Linked DNA regions of Homo sapiens: region 2 is linked to region 1. The links are chromatin loops, found by intact Hi-C in ENCODE. Cell type or tissue: heart right ventricle. All regions are shown on one strand.

The links. A loop is a pair of places that touch in the nucleus more often than their neighbours do. Peaks named below come from ENCODE experiments on the same cell type or tissue, not always from the same donor. Only the 100,000 strongest peaks of a DNase experiment are listed, where the experiment ranks them.
Region 2: a loop joins it to region 1, with 12 times the contacts of the local background. A loop is called at or near these places in 105 of 110 quality-filtered maps.

The regions. Positions count from the first base shown.
Region 1 is chr9:94,212,633-94,215,132 of GRCh38, reverse strand. The region is part of intron 1 of LINC02603 (long intergenic non-protein coding RNA 2603); the gene reads left to right. Among named protein-coding and RNA genes, the nearest start is that of MIRLET7D, 35 kb to the right of the region's middle. RefSeq lists an enhancer at 2,172-2,500. In heart right ventricle, a CTCF peak has its summit at 1,434 (motif pointing right); a DNase peak (open chromatin) is centred at 1,432.
Region 2 is chr9:94,064,219-94,066,718 of GRCh38, reverse strand. It overlaps a transcript of PTPDC1 not described here. Among named protein-coding and RNA genes, the nearest start is that of PTPDC1, 19 kb to the left of the region's middle. In heart right ventricle, CTCF peaks have their summits at 881 and 1,088 (motif pointing left); a DNase peak (open chromatin) is centred at 1,088; H3K27ac peaks cover 1,106 bases.

The DNA of each region.
Region 1 (2,500 bases):
GGCAATGTTCTACATCATGATCGTGGTGGTGGTTACAGAACTATACACATTTGTCAAACTGTACACTTAAAATAGTGAATTTTTATATGTAGATTGTATCTTTAAAAGCTGATTTTTAAAAAAGATATTCTTTATCTATCAAAATTACATAGGCACATATCCTTGGGCCCAACAACTCCATTTCAAGAAACTATTCTTGAATAGTATACCCGTATAGTCTATGGATATACTTGCACATGTAAAAATAATATGTGGGGCTGGGCATGGTGGCTCATGCCTGTAATCCCAACATTTTGGGAGGCCAAGGAGGGGAGATTGCTTGAGCCCAGGAGTTTGAGAGTAGCCTAGGCAACATGGTGAAACTGTCTCTACATAAAATACCAAAAATTAGCCACGTGTGGTGGCTCATGCCTGTATCCCAACTACCCAGGAGGCTGAGGTGGGAGGATCCCTTGAGCTTAGGAGGTCGAGGCTGCAGTGAGCTGTGATCACGCTGTTGTAGGACAAACCAGGTTCTTGTCACACGACCAGGAACGATTAGGCTCACAGACACTTTGAAGGGTGAGGGGGAATGGAATTTATTGGGCAGAAAGGAAAAACAACTCAGTAAAGTGAGATGGAGTCCTGCTAACAGGCTCTCCACCTGACTGATTGAATCCCAGGTTACCACACAGGAACAGCAGAGGCCAGGCCCCTCCTGCTACAAACGGTGTTAACTTCCCGAGGCCCCACCCAGTCCTCCCAGTTCGCAGGTGGGCAGTATTCAGAAAGAGTCAGTAGGGCAAAGGGCGGGCTTCATCTGGACCGGCAGTCTGGTTTTTCAGCCTTAAAGGTGGGTGTCGGGGGTCCGAGGGTGGGGGCGTGCCTTGGCTGCCTCCTGTCTCTATCAACGCCACTGCACTCCAGCCTTAAGACTCTGTCTCAAAATAATAATAATAAAGTGTACAAGCTTATCACAGCATTACCTGTGATGCCTCACTAAAGGGGAACTGGGTAGTTAGGATTCGTGGGGATGGGAAACTCTGCTTTTGCATTTTGAAACGTGAATGGATTCATTACTTTGTAAAAAAACAAACAAACAAAAAACAACGAAAAAATCCCCAATATTTTCTAGGCAATTGCCTCGGTCTAGGTACGATACTCTGGTGGCTGGGCCAAGGCTGTCCTCACCTCAGGGCAGCTACGAATTTATCACATGACCCCAAGCTGGTGATTTCCCCTTCTCATCTCCACATCTGTGAAAGATTTCCTCATGTTACAGCCTTTTCACTTTCAAATCTCAGGGCATGTAGATAGGCTTCTCTTCCGGGACTTTGCATCCTTTGCTCTGAACTCTAGGTTGAGGGCACCGAAGGGCGGGAAGGATGTAACTTCTGTCTTCATTGACCTCGACGGGGCCAGCCCAGGGTGGATGCCTGAGGAGTTATTTGACAAAGTAACCACCAGATGGCAGCATGGCTCTGTTTCCAGGAAGCCGAGTCTAAGCCATAAACTCTCCAATGAGGAAGCTATCAGCCGCCACATAGTAATGGCTATTTGAGTTCTTGAAATGTGACTTGTCCTAATTAAGACTATTTTCCATGATGTGTTTATGACACACATGGTACTTTGAAGACTTCATATAAAAAAACTCATTAATGTTTTAATATTGATTACATATTATAATGATAATATTTTGAATATATGGGTTGAGTATCTCTTTTCTATGCTTGGGACCAGAAATGTTTCAAATTTCTGATTTTTTGCGGGGGGTGGGGAGCGGGGGGCTTGACACATTAACATTATACTTACTGGTTGAGCATCCTAATCCCAATATCCAAAATCTGAAATGCTCCAGTGAGCATATCCTTTGAGCATCATGTCAATGCCCATTTTGGGTTTTGGTGCATTTTGAATTTTAGACTTTCAGATTAGGAATACTCAACCTCTATTGGGTTAAATAAAATAAATATATTACAATTATTTTCACCTGCTTTTTATTCTTTTTAACGTAATTACCAGAAAACTTAAACTTACACATGCAGCTCACACTACATTTCTACTGGACAGTGTGCTCTTATAAAACCTTCCAGCAGAACCAGCACAGAGCCAAGGAGCTGATGTGCCTGCCTCTGCTACCAGGTGGAAAGTGACATGGCACATGGATGTCACAGAACTTCTTTACCCTTACAACAGAGCCAGTCCCAGAGGGATGGGTCACAGCAAGGGCCTAGAAAGCAACAAGGGAGCTTCTGACCATCCTGACTGCTCCTCCCCTTAGTTGAGTCTCACAGGCACCCACGTGGGAGAATCAGCCCCCATCAGGAGCTAATAGTGCTGGCCACCATGCAGCACTTTACCTGCATTATCTCACTGGCCCCTCACATCAACCCTATTTCAACAAAGCAACTGAGGATCAGAGAAAGGGAGGTGCTGCCCAAGTTCACCCCGTGAATGAGGAGAAACATGACTATCTGCATCTCCTTTGTTTCTTTCTCTGCATCATACTGCTCTCCTGGAG
Region 2 (2,500 bases), 150 kb after region 1:
GGGCGTGGTGGCATGCACCTGTGGTCCCAGCTACTCAGGAGGCTGAGACAGGAGAATCTCTTGAACCTGAGAGGCGGAGGCTGCAGTGAGCCAAGATTGCATCACTGCCCTCCAGCCTAGGCAACAGAGTGAGACGCCATCTCAAAAAATAAAAAAAAAGTAAATTTTTTTTAAGTAGTAGAATCAAGATTTAACTCTAGTTCTGTCTCACTCCACAGCTACTTCTTGATAAGTTTTCTGTTTTCCTTTAAAAATAAATACTTTATGTATCCCCCCAATTAAATTTTCCCATGAATCATTATATAACATTTAAAAAAATACTTCCCATCCACAAACATAATAAAGTATAACTATCTTTATAGATGAGATATGCTTTAATAAAATTAGCTATAAAGCAGATGTTATTTGTCTAGATTTTTTCCTAATTAAAAATTAGCTGCATTTATACTAAGAGGAAAATTTTAATTAAAAAATGTTTTTTGGAAAGGTAAAAATCAGCATACCTAGTGGATCACAATACAGGTGGTACAACCTTCCTGGGGGTATTTGGAAATATGCCGGGTTTTTTCATTGTCACTGGAACCTGGGGATGCTACTGGATTTAGTGGTAGGGGTCAGAGATGCTATATGTCTTAGGTGCTCAGAGCTCTCCAGCACAACAAAGAGTTGTCCCACCCGCAAAGCCAACAGAATTGCCATTGAGAAACACCAACTAAGAGGTAACATTTACAACAGAAGAAAGAAAAGGGAAAAAGGTTTGTCTGACTCAGACTTGTTGGCTGAAGAGTTACTCAGGGGGAAAGAAACATTATTCTAGAAGGGAAGCAGCCACTAGACATCTAGAAGGGAAGCAGCCACTAGACATCATTCTTGTGTTTGTTTTAGACAGTACTTCTTTCTAAGACCAGGGAAACTAACACATTAAGTCTGGCACCTAGAAGCTGTCCACAAATGGTAGTTACCAGTAGTATTAGTGCCTCTAGGGCCAAACACAGCAAAGACAGATGAAGGAGTATCTACAAGCATACGGAGTTTAGACAAGATGAGAAGTGGGAAACAATGGTTTTCTTGATGAGAGAGAACGCCCCCTGGTGGAGTGGTCAGATTCCAGCAAGAACACAACAGAACTGACTTGTTCCTAGCAAGTGTTGAACTCAATACCTTTAGTTAGACCCTTACTCCTTTACTCTTCTTCCTATCATCTAATCCATACTTAGGGGAGAAATCCTTCAAAGTTCTCCATACAGTAGGACTAAAGTGAAGGTGGGCAAAGCCCCAAGGGGGCAGTTAGAAAATACTGCAAGTGGTACTGCCAAGAGAAATTACTTAACATCTCCCTTGGCTAACTGCCGGTGGTGGTAGCAAGACCAGCAATATCTAAAGCAGAAGCAGGGAGGCTCCCAGCTCAGAGCTTGTGATGGTCAGGACGAGTAAAGGGCAAATGTGGTAGTAAGAGTTCAAGTCACGACACTTGTCCTTGCCTGGGGTGTCATATAAAAAGCAAAATGGCATGGGAGAAAAGACACTGGGAGAAGTAGGGCTGGAGTGCTTCTGGATGTGCTAAGTGGCACTTACAACTAATGAAAGGAGAACAAAATTAAAGTTTGATTCATAAGTAGGCCTTTGATGATAGGAACAAATGCATAATCTCAGCTGATGATAATTATGCAGGAGACAAACACTGTTTGCAATACTCCTTCTTAAAAGGCCAAGGCCATTATTCAGGATTTTGAAAAGGAATTCTAACAGGCCAAGATGGTAAGGCAGTAAGTAATACTTGCAACCTGGGATTCCAATATGAAGAAGAGAGCCTTTTCTTTTGTGTCCATTCATATAGCTACTTTTATTAAATGCCAGCTTGCACAGAGAGACAAAAAGTGTATTAAAGAGACATTACCTTTCATGTTTGCAACACACTCGCTGTTATTCACCAAGGTAGAATATGGTTGTTCATTCTGAGGCAAGACTCCTGCAGCCATGGTAGTCTGTTGGAAAAAAAATTATTTTTTGAAAGTTTGCCTTGGGACAGTCATTTATTAATCACCCAAAATATGGCTAGACCTTTGTTATCCAATGCTGCAGTCACTGGCCAAGTGGCAGATACTTGAAATATGGCTAGTCAGGTTGAGATGTGCTGTTAAGTGTAAAATACACACAAGATGCTGAAAATTTAACACAAAAAATACAATGTAAAATACCTCAATAATTTTTACATTAATTACACATGCTAAATTTCATGGCTAACAGATTATTGTATTGCTCAAATGATACAGTTTCCATTGAGAAAAGTTAATTAAATCTTCTTAGATGTCAAAAAACCAAAAATTATACTTATTAAGTTATTTCTATGTGCCAGACACCAGTATTAAGTCACTTTTTTCTAAAAAGAACTCTACGAAGTAGCTATCATCCCCTATTTTAAAGGGGTAGAAGTCATGTCAGTAGGATTAACACACACTAAGTAGTAGGGTGGTAGTTAATCCCATCTTTCAGCTTCCAG